Regions from separate parts of the Homo sapiens genome. Here region 1 is linked to region 2. The links are chromatin loops, found by intact Hi-C in ENCODE. Cell type or tissue: Caco-2. All regions are shown on one strand.

What was found. A loop is a pair of places that touch in the nucleus more often than their neighbours do. Peaks named below come from ENCODE experiments on the same cell type or tissue, not always from the same donor. Only the 100,000 strongest peaks of a DNase experiment are listed, where the experiment ranks them.
Region 1: it touches region 2 in a loop (23-fold over the local background); 11 of 110 quality-filtered maps call a loop at or near these places.

Annotation. Positions count from the first base shown.
Region 1 is chr4:54,231,446-54,239,445 of GRCh38, reverse strand. All of the region lies in intron 1 of PDGFRA (platelet derived growth factor receptor alpha), which reads right to left. Among named protein-coding and RNA genes, the nearest start is that of PDGFRA, 6.2 kb to the right of the region's middle. RefSeq lists silencers at 4,914-5,021, 5,983-6,092 and enhancers at 5,086-5,135, 5,643-5,762, 5,573-6,123. In Caco-2, CTCF peaks have their summits at 4,788, 4,999 (motif pointing right), 6,269 and 6,477; DNase peaks (open chromatin) are centred at 5,045, 5,315, 6,035, 6,395 and 1 weaker place; H3K4me3 peaks cover 2,875 bases.
Region 2 is chr4:53,308,894-53,316,893 of GRCh38, reverse strand. It overlaps SCFD2 (sec1 family domain containing 2), which reads left to right. Exons shown (of 9, transcript NM_152540.4): 3 at 3,131-3,258. Among named protein-coding and RNA genes, the nearest start is that of SCFD2, 53 kb to the left of the region's middle. In Caco-2, no CTCF peak of the experiment used is centred here; a DNase peak (open chromatin) is centred at 3,203.

The DNA of each region.
Region 1 (8,000 bases), 920 kb before region 2:
CAAAGGTTCTTGGCTTCATGCAGGAAGGAATTCAAGAGCAAGCCAAAAGAGTAAAATGACAGCAAATATATTAAGAAAGTAAAAGAATAAAAGAGTGGCTACTCCATGGGCACAGCAACTGCATGGCTGCTTGAGTGAGTATACCTATAGTTATTTCTTGATTATACGCTCAACAAGCGGTAGAAGATTCATGAGTTTTCCCTGAAAGGGACAGGTAATTCCCAGGACTGAGGGTTCCTCCCCTTTTTAGACCATATAGAGTATCTCTGGTCATTGCTATGGCATTTGTAAACTGCCATGGCACTGGTGGGAGTGTCTTTTAACATGCTAATGCATTATAATTAGTGTGTAATAAGCAGTAGGGATGACCAGAGGTCACTTTCATCACCATCTTCGTTTTGGTGGGTTTTGGCCAGCTTCTTCACTGCATTCTGGTTTTGCTGGCTTATTTATTTATTTATTTATCTATTTTTGAGACAGGGTCTTATTCCATCACCCAGGCTGGAGTGCAGTGGCCTGATCTCAGCTCACCGCAGCCTCCATCCTCCCATCTCAGCCTGCCACCCAACTGCCCCTCAGACCAGTAGCTGGGACTATAGGCCTGCACCATCATGCCCAGCTCATGTTTTTAAAATTATTGTTTGTAGAGACAAGGTCTCACTATGTTGTCCAGGCTCATCTTGAAATCCTGGGCTCAAGCAATCTTCCTGCCTTGGCCTCCCAAAGTACTATGATTACAGGAATGAGCCACCAAACCTGGCCTGCAACCTGTTTTATCACTGGGGTCTTTATGACCTGTATCTATCAACTCCTATACCAACTCCTTTCTCTCCTGTGACTACAAATGTGTAACCTCCTGGGAATGCAGCCCAGCAGGTCTCATCCTCTTCTTACCTAGGCCCTATTCAAGATGAAGTCACTCTGGTATGAACTCCTCTGATGCTAACTCATACAATGGAGTGAGCCTAATGGGACACAATTTGTTCCATCATTGGCTTTGGAAGCTAAAATATGTGTGCATGTGATTCCTGAGTAAACTGGTTTAAAAAAAAGAAAGAGTGAGAGAGAAATTCAATGTATTCATATATTGCTGTGTTTAGCCCTAGTTGGGTTTGGTTTGGTTGGAGGGGATCCAGGATCCAGAAGATAATAGCCTAATCAAAGTTTTTGGTGGGGCCTAATCATGTATTTCTACCGTAAGGTGGCCTACTTTGCAGAAATCAGATTTCTGTTTTATTGAATGCTACCAGGAAAATGGGAGAGGAAGAGAACACAGAGAAAAAGGTGGAAGGCTCCTCACAGGAAGGGGAGTGGGGTATGTAGAAAACAAAGTAAGAGAAGGAGAAACCATTATTTACTAAGCCAAAGTTTGCATGTGCATGCTGTGTTTGTGAAGAATAACCCTGTGATTACTTAGAGCTGATTTTAAGAAGTGGCAGTTGAGGCTCAGAGAGGTTTTGCAAATGACCCAAAGTCACACAGCCAGTGACAGAGCCAGGATTTGAACACAAGGTCGTGTGATACAAACGCCATGCCCTCTCCACTTCACCATATGGTCTCTCTCAAGGGAAGGTCAGTGTTTTAGCCATATCCCACCCCTGTGTGCCACCTACTTGCCTGACTATTTCCTAGGGCAAATTATACCTCCTCCTTCCATTTTCCTCCTTTGCTCACCACAGCAGGAGAAACACAATTACAGTGCTGTGAACCCAAATGCAATTCACACAATGCTGGCTGGCTGATGGCCTCCGAGGATCCTGACATGTGCCTGGGATGCAAGGCTTCCACACTGCTGCGGTGGCAGGCACAGTGGGCCCCAGAGCCAGGCTGGCCAGCCTGATTTACCACAATTAGCAGTAATGCTTGTGTGTTTGTACATATAAATATCAGCCTCCCACTGACAATCCACTCAGCAAACTTCAAACAAGGCCTCCAGAGCCAGCTTGATGTCTTTGGTTTTATCACATTTAGAACCCATATTTCTTTGGCAAGACTTGCCAAAGATGCATCTTTAAAGCTTTCTCCAGCTTAAAAGAAGGGCTCACTGCTTTTCCTGTGCAAGCTCTAAGCAGTGCTTTGCCCTGGCCAGACACTCCCAGATTTCCTTCAGTGCCTCCAGATACAGTGGACCCTCTGCCAGGAAAGATTATTTACTGACATATAAAGTGGCCAATGAGGCCGGGCGTGGTGGCTCACATCTGTAATCCCAACACTTTGGAAGGCTGAGGTGGGCAGATCACTTGAGGTCAGGAGTTCAAGACCATCCTGGCCGACATGATGAAACCCCATCTCTACTAAAAATACAAAAAATTAGCCAGGCATGGCGGCAGGTACCTATAATCCCAGCTACTCGGGAGGCTGAGGCAGGAGAATGGCTTCAACCCAGTAGGCAGAGGTTGCAGTGAGCCAGGATCTCGCCACTGCACTCCAGCCTGGGTGACAGAGCAAGATTCTGTCTCAAAAAAAAAGTGGGCAATGGAAACAGGTCCTCTGAGCAAGCCATCAGGAAGGAAGAGAATAAACATGTGTTTGTTGCTTAAGATTCCAAACCCCAATCTCTGATAACAGTGGTTCCCTGGGTAGAAATCAGGCCTGTTTGTGAACTTTCTTTTTTTCTTTTTTCTTTCTTTCTTTTTCTTTTTTTAGATGGAGTCTTGCACTGCCGCCTGGGCTGGAGTGCAGTGGCATGATCTCAGCTCATTGCAACCTCTGCCTCCCAAGTTCAAGCGATTCTCCTGTCTCAGCCTCCCGAGTAGCTGGTATTACAGGTGCCCACCATCATGGCCAGCTAATTTCTTGTATTTTTAGTACAGACAGGGTTTCACCATGTTGGTCAGGCTGATCTCGAACTCCTGACCTCGTGATTCACCCACGTCGGCTTCCCAAAGTGCTGGGATTACAGGCGTGAGCCACTGTGCTCAGCGTGTTTGTGAAGTTTCATGTCATTACTTATCTATAACTCAGACAGTTTACTCATGAATAATGGCAGTGCTTGCCCCACAGGGAGGTAATGAAGAAAAATGGGAAACATGGGGAATTTCCTCACCTATTAGACCTGTAGTGAGGCTCTCTGGGAGTGAGTCTTGCTGTTCCTGCCACTTTTATCTACTCTAAATGCTCATCCTTAATTAGTAACTGCTATTCTGGAGCTCATCTAAAGTCAGGTGTGCAAATATAAGTAACTGAAACTACAAATTCTGAGAAACATGGCACCATAAGAATCCGTGAGAACAACCCCCTTTGCAGGGAAGAACACTAGATTTCACCCAAATCTTTTCTTCAATCATAATTACTTCCCTCATGCCAACTACATGTTGAACTTCAGCCCCCATTCTCAATAATCACAGCTCAAAAAACATTTGCCATAACTTAGAGGAACAAACTGAGAAAGAGACCCCCCGCCCTGTTGACTCTCAGGCAGGTGACTTGTGCTTTTCCACCATCCTCTTGGCCTTCTTATGCTTTCTCTCAGAAGAAAGGATGGAAATCACATTGGACTAGCCACTGATCCCAAATCTGATACTCTATCCAACTCTCTGAACCTCAGTCTTTTCTTCTAGGAAGCACGACTACCAAGGCCTGACTGGTTGCTTGCCCTGTGGCATTCTTGTAAGGACTAAATTATATAGTTTAATTGAAAGTGCTTTGATTTTCACGACTTTTTCTGCAGACTCCCAAGATATTTTAGATCGGCTCCTTCAACTTCTCCTTAACTAAGAAAGTGAGGGATGCCCCAGAAGCCACATGACTTGCCCTGCACCTCCTACCTCCTGGAGACATGGATCTGAACTCTGATTCAGCCCACACCAGCAGTCCACTCCCATGACCCTGTTACCTCCAGCCTGGTGTGGCTATAAAGACCATTCAAAGATGAGCCAATATATACAGTCACAGAAACAGAGAAACAAATGACTTTGCAGCTACTATCCTTTCTCTTTAACAGGGTGCCATCTCCTGCCCTGCAAACAGAAGTAAAGAGCCATTGGACATGACTCTATAACCAAAGGCAATGTGCAAAGGTAGTGTAAACAGACAGTAGGCAATGCAAGGCTCTATTTCCAGAAGGACTAACAGCAAGACATTCTTCTCCTAAAGCCAGAGAGTTGGCTTCTCAATCACCAATTGCACAGTGCATCCCATTGCAGAACCACTGAATATTGAATTTCACCCCACCCTCACATGATTAAAGACCACAGGAGACTCTCTCACAGCCCCAAAAGCCACTGGTGACTTCAAGATTCAGATTTCCGAGGCTCAGTTAATTTCAGCTCTCCTAAGTTAATTCTAACTGTGAAAATTACACATTTTCCTTTTTCTACGCAGTCTCCTAACTTCAGCCCAGGCAAACCAAGTGCAGGTCTACACTGGTGGAAACTTCTCCCTGTTTTCCAGCAGAGGGTGTGTTTACCAGGACCTCTGCACCCTACCAGAGCCTGTTTTGTTGTTTTGATCTCCCGGAGCTCCATCAGACATTCCAGTAATGGGAGGGGGCTGGAGTGTTTTTAAACAGGAGCCTTTTATGGGACAATCTGGGCTCATAAACATGCCTGCTCTCCTCTCACCATATATTTAACCACGGGAGAATAAAATGACATATCCTTTTGAATATCACCAAACGGGTGTGACTCCTAATGGCACAACCTTAGGAGTAGCAGTAGCAGTTTGAGCATTCGGCTTGAGGTCACCAAGGCCCCGACATAGGTCTCCTCACTCAGAAACGGGAACATCAATGCCCCCCCACTACCCTCCTCACAGGCCAGCTCTGATAATAAGATGTTCACTATGTAAATGCAAAGCATTAACAACCAAGGAGAAACACAACACAAATTTCCACGAAATAAAAATGTTGTCTTCCAGCAATTCTTGTAGCCTCACAGCAAAAGAAAATCAGTCACCTATTACGGTCCTACTGAGCAAAAAATAAATAAAAAATAAAAAATAAAGCACCTTCCTAATGGTCTCCGCGAAGCCCATTCTCACAGCGGGTCGCAGTAGTTCTTACGAGTGGCCAGCAGATGGCAGTGTTGGTCCAAGGACGTGCGTCCACGGGTTGCGACACAGACGCCGCTGCGAGGAATTCTGAGCTCCACTACCCCAAATGTTAATTTCCAGTCTCTTCCTTCCTTAGGTTGTACTTTTAGCTTTCGTGGTGACCTCAGTTGAAAGCCCGCGGGGTTTAAGCAGAAATAGGAAAACTGCTGTTGAAAATGGCTAAATCTCCTCGGGACCCCAGGAGAATTCGGGGACATCTCCCCATCATCCCCATCATCATCCCCATCACCGGGAGCTGGTGCGCCGGGGCAGCGGGGCTTCGGGAAGACGTCTTCGGAGCCGGGAAGACGACGCTGCTGGGCTAGGCCGCAGAGGCTCAGCCGGACTCGCTACTAGGGTTCTGTGCAACCCACGCTCTCGCCACCTCAGCATTTCCGCCCCCTCGGGGCAGGGGGACCGCCTGGACCTCGACGCCGTTCCCGGGCCGCGCTGTCCTATCTGTCCGCGCGCCACCGCCGCCCCCATAAACCAGCCTGGCGAGGGCCGCGACGGCCGCGCAGCTGATTGGAAACGACTGTTACCGTTGCACAATAACGCAGGGTCGTAAAACAAACAAACAGCAACAGGCCGCCCGCGGGGCAAGGGAGCTGGCGAGGGGCTGGAACGCAGAAGACGGCGCCTGCCCCCCAAGAACGCACGGGACCCGTCCTCCTCCACACTCCCCTGCTTCTCCCACATTGAATTACAAGGACGTCCCATTCTCAATCCAAACCCAGAGACCTCGGCCCCCTCTCGTCCACCCGGCGCCTCCCGGGCCCACACAGAGCCTGCGAGGAGTCCACTGGCTGCCCGGAGGAGGGGAAAGGTGACCCAGATTAGCCTCCGCTCCGGGCCCCCGGGGTTCCAGCGCTGCGCTCCACTGAGATAGCGGCGCCGACCGCCCGGGGCTGGGGAAAGCGGGATGCGTCCCCGGAGCCCACTAGAGGGCGCGACAGCCCCGCGAATCTTACCCGGCTCGCCAGCTAGCTCGCCCGCAGCCCAGGCTCCTGGTCCCCGACAGCGCAGCCGGGAGTGCTGCGCGCAGACTTCGCCCGGGAGGCTCTGCGCTCGGACTGTCCAGCCCCCGCCACTGTCCGGCTTCTGACCCCGGGACCCAGAGGAACACTGCGCGGTCCGCTCTCCCTCCCACCTCCACCAAGTCCTCGGCGGCTTGGTTGTCCCGGGGTTGGCGGCGATGCCCAGCCGCTCCGGGGACCTGCGCCCCTGCGCCCCTGCGCGCCGCGCTCTGAACCTCAGAGCTGCAGAGGCCGCTGCGCCCCAGGCACGACGCTCTGCGTTTGCATTGTTTTCAACTGAGACCCGAGAGGGGGCCGGGCGGGTGTGGAGAGAGGGGGGAGAGCGGGAAGAGAATCCGGGCGGGTGGGGGGAAAGGGGCCGAGGGGTTTAGGGTTACAGGAGCTCGCCAGCGCCTCCTATGGGCACGAGAGCCGCACGGCCGTGGGTAGCGGCTCACCGGGAATGCTGAGGAGAGCTAGCATGCGCCCTCTCGGCATTTAAGAACCGTTCCTGGCCGGGCGCGGTGGCTTACGCCTGTAAATCCCAGCACTTTGGGAGGCCGAGGTGGGCGGATCACCTGAGGTCAGGAGTTCGAGACCAGCATGGCCAATATGGTGAAACCCCGTCTCTACTAAAAATACAAAAATTAGCCTGGCGTGGTGGCGGGCACCTGTAATCCCAGTTACTCGGGAGGCTGAGGCAGGAGAATCGCTTGAACCTGGGAGGCAGAGGTTGCAGTGAGCCGAGATCGCACCACTGCACTTCAGCCTGGGCGACAGAGCGAGACTCTTGTCACACACACACACAAAAGTGCCTTCTGGTGCCACCTTGCCCGACACGCGCCATAGCCGCCTCTGCCCCCTCAAGAGTCCGCGCCCACCCGCGCTTGTCGCTCCCCTTTCGCGGGGGCCGAGAAACTGCAGTAGGAGGCAGGGAAGGAGGCGCCCCAAGTCGGGTTTCCCATTATTCCCTCCTACAATCTACTTTTTCAGCCCATCCCAGGTTCGCTCATTGATCAGTTTAAAACAAAAGGAAATGCCGCCGAGCCACTTCAGCAAACGACAACCATCTGGCAGAACCCGAATTAGGGGGAAGTTGGGAGAAGCCATTTGCCCCCGATCCTGCATCTTGCGCCCCAGGCGAGACCGAAAGATTATCTGCCGCCCCAAGGCTGATGCTGCGGTTGGACCCGGCGAGTTAGACCCGGGGAACCCTGAGACCCACACCTTTCGGTCACCGATCCGGCTTTTAGCTCTTTTCCTAGAATTGTCACTTTTCCACCAGCAACGTATAACCTGGTCGCAGCTCCCCGGAGGTCAAAGGGAGTACTTCCCTGTGGGGTCTGCAGGAAGGCGCTGGCCACCACGTCCCCAAAACGCGTCCCGCCGCTGCGCGCCGCCCACGGTCCGTCCCCAGGAGGCACAAAATGGGCCCGCCTCGGCGCCAGACGTGTTTGCAGCTGGAAAGCCCGGCCCAATGCCCCTCCCCCTGCATCCCTCCTCAGTCCGCGTCCCGAGAGGAAACTGGCCCAGGGGCGCAGAGCTGGGAGCCTGGGATCTCCTTCAAGTCCTTCTCGATCTAAGGATTTAAACAAGAGCCAGGGCACCGGGGGCTAACGACGGGTTCATTCTTGGCTTCCCCTCACTCTTGTGAACGAGGTCCAGCTGCACTTGGGTCAACCCAAAACTGCAAGCTCCGAAGCAGGGCCTGACCAGGGCGTCAAAGCGAGCCTGGTCGGCCTTGCGCCTGTCGGGGAGTCGAGGCAGGGCCTCCTCATCTTGAGGGTTGTGGAAAGGAGGAGGCCGAGGAGAAAGGGAGAAGAGGGGATGCAATTCAGCAGTGCCGGGGTCCAGGTTGACCAGATTAGGGGTCGGGGATGGGACAGCGCGGCGGCTGGGGAGGTGCGCACGCCCGGAGAGCCCCTTCCTCCCCTCCTGTGGCTCCGGGGATGT
Region 2 (8,000 bases):
TTGTGATCTGCCTGCCTTGGCCTCCCAAAATGCTGGAATTACAGGTGTGAGCCACTGCGCCCGGCCCAGAATTGTTTATATCAGCAAAACAATTTTTAAGAAAACATGACCTGAGTATGTATCACTGTTAGAGATCATGGAAACTTTGTATTTCTTCTAAAATATTTTAATAGACAAGAGCCAGATAGTACAAGCTTCAAGTGACTTTAGTACATCTGCACTAATCAAGATTGTATGAATAAGCATACTCAGTGTAATTAAGTAAGTGAATTCATCCAATATATCACAAACTCCTGAACATAGTGAATTAAAGACCATGAATATAAGACAATACCACTTATAACAACAGTAATACTAGTAACAACTACAACCACCACCACACAACTTACATTTATTGTGAATCAGGAAAGTGCTTTAAATGAATTATATTATTTAATCCTACAACAATCCTGTGAATTCACTATTATAACTTCCAACTCCACAGATACCAAAAAGAGAGCATTAATTATGTGCACAGTTACACAATTAACAAGTATCATTTATTCAGTATTTACTGAGTGTACCCACCAGAGATCTGCACTGTTCTAGGTAGTGAAGAATTAGCAATGAGTAAAACAAAGTCCCTGCCTTCATAGAAGGACCCCACCTTTTATGAGAGAGACAGACAACAAATAAACATGGAAACATAATAAGTCAGCTGGTAATTAGAATTATGTAGAACAGTAAAGCCCAGTAAGTAGACAACAGAGTGCTAGCATAAGATGCTGTGATAGGCAATGTCACTTTTTTAAGCAGGGCAGTAAGGGGAGACCTCTCTGATAAGGTGATGTTTTAGCAGATACCTGGAGGGAGAGAGAGATTTGTAGAAAGAGTGTTCCTCTGCTTGGAATACGGGAGAAGAATGGTCTAGGAGGCCATGTATTTGGAGTGGGTGAGGAGGAGCATGGTTGGAGTTCGAACCCAGATTTATCTGACTGCGGAGTCCATAAACCACTACACCAATCTGATGGGGCAACCACAACGTTACCTAACTTACTGTGATTTTAGAGATGAATTAGCCAGATACATATTCTCATGGAAAAGAGGAGGGTAGTGACATTCTACTCTGAAAGTTCTGGGTTGCGTTGAGACTTATGTGAGAAATCCCTGTGTTTTGTGGAGAGATATTGTTGAGACTAGAGAACAATTATGAAGCATAAGTTTGGGAAACTGGGATTGTAACTCCCATGCTCAGAATTCTTCCATGGTTCTTCAATTGCCTGCAGAGCTTTAGAGAAATTAAGTAACTTTCTGAAAGCCTCATAGCAAACAGACCTCCTTTTGAATTATGATAAAGACTGTATTCATAACTGCTGAGCTATGCTGTTCTTCTCAAAGTGTGAAATCAATCACATGCTCCTTGGCTTCCTGTCACCTACATATCAAAGTTGACATGACTTGGCAAGGAATGCAGAACCCCCAGAGTGTGGCTGCACCTTCTTTTATGCTCTCCTTCCACTGCCCCTCCCCGTGCACCTTGGCATGCAACAGAACAGTGCTCCTCAGGGTCATGTTCCTAGGATTTTTTGCATTCTGAAATGTCCTTCTTTCTCTTGTTTTGTAACCAAGATTTTATATCTTTCTTGAAGGCTTTTTTTTTTTTTTTTTGCCATTTTCCTTCCCAGATTGAGTTTTAACTTCTTCCCAGGCTGCTTTTAGAGCTTATGTATCTTTGTACTTGCTCATCATTTCCAGTAGAAATCATTCCTTCAGTCCCTATCCTCCCAGCTAGGATTATGCTTGCATAAACACCTATGCAAGCATTGACCATGGCTTTTATTACCACACTTTTTTAGTAATTTATTTGCTTTTGTATCTGCCTTGTCTTCTAAACTATGCCATTCAAAGCTTTTTAAAAATCTGTATCCCAACCAAATACAGGGCTTGGCATGTAGTTTACCTGCTTACTTAAATTAAACTTAAGAATATTAGATGCAGAGTTATAATGATGACAGATTTGATCAGATTAAAACAAGTGGAGTATGTTGAGCAGTAATATTAGTTCATTATGGAAAGATACATGATAATAAAAACTATTCAATGAAAGATTATAATGTGTCAGGCATTAAACTCAGTGTAAAAATACATCATTCTATTATTCAATATCCAATTCAAATTTGGAAGATATGTCTTATTAGGTATAACTTTAAAACTAAATTAAAATCTTAATAGATGTAACTTTAAAACTAAATTAAAAATGTATTTATTTTTGAACTATTACTAAGTGGATAGTAGGAGAGTGAGTAGGGCTTTAATTGGAGGAAAAAGTCTTTAGAAAGGGACAGAAGTCATCCTTGTTTCTTTGTATTCAGTTTTTAAAACGTTACTACAAATGTGTATACTTGGCTACATGGCAGAGATCTTCCGGAAAGAACACTGCCCTCATTTATAATTTGGACATAGCATGTTGGGTGAGACAGAGGGCTATTGGAGAAGTGAGCCCAGATGAGACCTTGCATATAATGCAGTGCTTCGTGCTGTTATCAACGGTTAATTGTAAAGGTTTTAGTAAGTACCATCCTTCCAACCTAAGGCCCAAAGTGGGATACTTCAGGCCATGGCTACTTAGCATAATTCCTGATTTTCATTTAGTAGGAAGCCTACTAATTAGGAAGTCTGTTGAGTAATTTTTGAATGAAATGCTCATTGCTGATTGCTTTGTTTCTTGGACAAGTATTTAATCTCGAATTGATATAGTGCTTATAATCACTGATAAATCATTTTGAGACTTGCATTTAATTTTGGCTTATATAACATTTATATTACTCTAGTGATGTTGAGTTGAATTCTGAAAGATTTAAGTGCAAAATCTTTGAAAAAATTTATCACATAGTTTTCCCACACTTCTCATCACACAGTACAGCTTTTCTTCCCTTTTTTTCACTTGATTTTATTGTTTCCTTAATTTCTCAATATTTTCTGCCAATTATGTGAATTAGACATTCTTTATTTAATCCTAATACTTAGAGTCTATCAGTAGGAAAGACTACATTAATGCTCAAAAATATATTTTAAAAAGTATTTTGCTTTCAACCCTTTCCAGTATCCAGTAGAAATTTATTCTAAAGCTCTTTTTGTGATTTTCCTGCAGTGACACCACAGCCAAAGCCCTATGGGAAGCTTTACTGAACACTAAGCACAAAGAGGCAGTGATGGAAGTTCGGAGACATCTAGTGGAAGCGGCAAGCAGAGAAAACCTGCCAATCAAGATGAGTATGGGTAAGCCTAAACCTAGGACACAGGCAGCCTCTGAGGAAGCTTATTTAAACCTGTTCTGAATTGTGGGCCAAGCTAGCCAACATGGAATCTAGGCCAAAGTAGTAACGACTTTTGTATACTGTTGAAAGAATAGGGAAGGAATATGTGCACGCTGCCCTTGGGCTCAGCAATGACCACTTTTCTTAGACTCAGCTTTGGGAACTCTCTAGGAGAGTTTTTGCTTACAAAGAATAATTATTTTAGTTTCTTATTGATCTATTTTAGAACTGTCAAAATTGGTCTGGACTACCTCTCCTTAATTCTATTCCAACCCTACTCCCTTTTTTCCCCCATTCTTCCCCTATTACCCCACTTATGGTGGGTAAAAGTTCTCTTATTACTTTCGAATTAGTGACTGAAATGGTACTGAGAAAAGAATTGAGCAGTCAGACATGGTCTGGCCTAGTCCCTCACCCTTAGAGTCCTAATTGTCAAGTCACATCAGCGTTATTTCTTCTTCACCAGGAATTACATACCTAATTTTTCTATTTCTTGTTTTTTTTCACATCCATCTTTGTCTTTGGTATTAGATGAATATGATTGCAATGGAATTTAAGTTTTAAATGGCTTTTTTTCTTTTGATCAAAAAGTCAGAGAACCACAGAAGTAATGCGTTGATTTTAGAAAAAAAATTTGGCTTTTAATTTTTTTGTTTTAAAAAATATTAAATAATTTTATTGATACAGAAATATTTAAATATGGATATTGAATCTGGTTAATAGGTAGAATTTGTTTCTGGAAGTTTGCAAAATTTTATTTTTCTCTTTTAAAAATAAGGTTTCTCTCTTATAATCTGTTCTTAGGTATTCAGTAAATATTAGTACATTTTATTGGATGGGAAAATTTTTCTTTGCTGAGATTCATAGGCCAAGTTCTTGATTACACATGGGGGCAAAAATCAAACTAAGTTGAAATAGAACAAAATTTGAAAGTAGCAGAATATGGATGAATCTAGGAAGAAAAATGTTACAGGGTTATAACATGAAAAGAATATGACTTTTAGTGTATTAGGTAACTATATTTGAGGGCTGCAAGGAACATAATGATGATAAGAAAAGTGAAATAACTAACCATTATTGAGAACTTACAGTATGCTAGGTCTTTGGACTGTTTATATGTGTTATCTTATTTCATTCTTAGAGTAATTCTATGAAACAGGTACTATTAGTATCCCATTTTGCAGGTAGGGAAACTGAAACAGAAAAATAAGTTGCCCAAGGCCATATATCTGATAAGTGGTAGGACTGGAATTCAAATCCAAGAATTTTGATGCCACGTAATATGCACTTTATTTATAAAATCATCCTAATTTGTACAGCCAATGCCGGAAGTGGTTTTGAAGGGTGAGAGCTCTTTTACTAGTTTTGAATTAATAAATGAACTGTCATACTAAAAACAATTTAGCAGACAGACATGCCCTAGCCTGGTCCCTCACCCTTAGAGTGGGTCTCAAATTTGCTGCACTGAGATATCCTGGCACTTGACTATTAATTGTCTTTCCTTTCTTCCTCCTTTCTTCCTTCCTTCTGTCCCTCCATCTCCCATCCCCTTCTCTCCTTTCCTTTCCATAGCCCTAGGTACACATTAGTAACAAGTGTATTTACCTCATTGAGTGTCTTATTCTTAAGTATGTTGAAACAAGAACTAATTAATATTGTGAATCGGCCGGACGCAGTGGCTCTCGACTATAATCCTAGCACTTTGGGAGGCCGAGGCAGGCGGATCACGAGATCAAGAGACTGAGACCCTCCTGGCCAATATGGTGAAACCCTGTCTCTACTAAAAATACAAAAATTAGCTGGGTGTGGTGGCGCGCACCTGTAGTCCCACCTACTCAGGAGGCTGAGGCAGGAGAATAGCTTGAACCCAGAAGGCAGAGGTTCCAGTGAGCTGAGATTGCGCCACTGCACTCCAGCCTGGCAACAGAGTGAGACACCGTTTAAAAAAAAAAAATTGTGAATCAAGGAAAGTAGGAATGCACAAAGGGTCTTCATGCTAAGGTTAATTTATATTGTGTTTCAGTGATACAACATTATGATACTATCACAGAGCATAAATCAGTTTCTATTGCTCGATTCAGGACTCTTAAAAGAGCAACAAACTACTTTTCTAAAGGGCCGTATCTTTGAAAAATAAGCAGAGCCACAAATTTTTAAAAAGGACAGGTAATCCCATAAGCAATTCACATTTAAATGTTTGAGTTTTCTGTCAATCAAAAAAAAAAATTTTTTTTAAGATAGAATTGTTTGCTTTATTCCACAACTCTAGATAGGGGCTGGGGTGAGAGTGGGAGGAAGAAAGAAGGAAAAAAACAGAGGATTGTTAGCAAACTTCTGTTGTAAGAAGGACCAAAAAGATTGATTCAAAGCATACTCCAACCATGTGCCCACTACTCTTTAGTAACAGATAACACAGTATGGCTGCCCATTTTTGCTTCATATCACTAGCCGGAATTTCTTGGGTCTCATTTTCATATATAAACAGATTCATAACTATGAACAGTAAGGAAGAGAACTGGAACTTGTAAACATAATAAAACATTGATTTTTGAAAACTGTCTATCATATAGCTTATCATATAGCATTTAAAACTATAACATATATTTTAAACTATGCACAATTCTCCCATCCTTGCTATAGTTTCTACTGAAGTATAAATTTTTCTGACTGTGATAAAGGCTTCTAGTATTTTTGAGATGTTAAACAGATTTTAATTATAGACTCACGATTCCCTTGTATTTAAATTTATGGGGAGGGATCCCATGATTGAAACCTCATATCTTAAATATAAAATTTCTCAGTACAAGGTAAATTCATGTTAAAACGTTATGAGCACCAAGAGAAATAAACATCATCTACTTAAAGGAAAAATGTTTAATTGCTAAAAGACAGAGAAAAATTCATTTTATTATTGCACATATAAACATGTCATCCTTCTGAGAGCTTGTTATTAAATTGTCAGTTAACTAAATAGATATGTTCCAGAAAAGTGACTTTGAAAACACTGAAATGCAGTTGTATTTTTCCCACTGGCTTTCATAATGAAAAATGTATTCTGAAAGTAACAAAACAAATAGACCATTAGAAATCCATTTGTTTAAGTCTAAAATGGCCACTCACAGAAGAAATGAGTAGATGATGCCCATCTCAAACGCTGATACATTTTACAGAGAATCTTTCACTGGAATATGATTGTGGTTGAGGAACTTCACATATCTGTCCTATAGTTCTCTACAAAGTGGACATATTCCCCAGTGTTTAATGGGTGACAGAACTATTCTATTATATTAGAGCCAAAGTAAAACAGATATCTTTATGATACTGTCTTTTCTTTGTAGCCAGAGTTCTTGAAAGAGTGTTCTATGCTTGATGCCTCTGTTTCTTTATTATTTTCTTACTAATGTAGTGCAGTCTGGCTCATGACACTTTTTTACTGGAAAGCCTCCCAGACCACTAAATATAAGGACATTTTTGCCAGTCACCATCCTTCTCGACCTCTTTGCAGCATTCACTACTAGACTTTGCCACTTTCTTATATGTCTCTCTGTGTTTTCTGTGACTTTAGCCTCTTCTGATTGTGATGGAGTATAAAGTCAATTATATCTGAGGGTGAATCACAGTTCTGCCACTTATTAGCCAAACTTCAATTTCTTTGTCCATAAAATAGGGGAAATAGCTATTTTCTGGACTTTTGAAGGAGAATAAAAGCTCTGAGCAGAGGGAAGTTATGACTATCAAGCAAACTGGAATGAGTAAGCTATAGTTACAGTCTCTGCCTATGGGAACATCTGCACGGGAAACTAAATTATAAGGTTATTTGATGAGAGTGAATGCAAAGCAAACAGATCAAGTTAGATTATTTCTCCTTTCTTTCTCGGAAATGTACTAATTCATTCTTTCCACTTCACTCATCTTTTTCTAGGCTTTATGCTAAATATCTCCCTTCTGATAACCCTGTCTTTTTTTAAGCAGAATTCTAAATAGTTTTTCCATGTTCAGCCTGGTTATAATTCCATTGCATTGCCTCTTTCCTGACTCTGTTCATTCCTCCTGACTCCTCCTCCCTGCACCGCCAACATCCCCTTGACTGTATTTGGGATTCCTAATCCTCTGTGGTCACACTTTTATGGAAAAAATCTCTGGAGTTACATTTCTAGATGATAATCTGATCCACTACAAGGTGATACTTCTTAATTTGCTCTCCTAGTTCTGGGACATCTTAGTGTCAGCCCTATAAACTCACCACCATTCTCTCTTTTCCTAATTAAATACGATGAGTTCTTTCAACCATTTGGGAAAAGACAAGCCTTTCCTACTTTTTACTTCTAGTTTTAAGTCACTGGCAGAGCTCTAGTTTGTTAACATTCCTCCTAAAATGTGAATTCCAGAACTGAACAAAGATGTTGTCTTGTTTTTCCCCTATTTTGAACACTGTACTGTACTGTGCTTCTCTTTTTTTTTTTTTGAGACGAAGTCTTGCTCTGTCGCCCAGGCTGGAGTGCAGTGGCGTGATCTCGGCTCACTGCAACCTCCGCCGCCTGGGTTCAAGCGATTCTCCTGCCTCAGCCTTCCGAGTAGCTGGGATTACAGGCCCATGCCACCATGCCCGGCTAATTTTTTTATTTTTATCTAGTAGAGACAGGGTTTCACCATGTTGGCCAGGCTGGTCTCAAACTCATGACCTTGTGATCCGCCCGCCTCGGC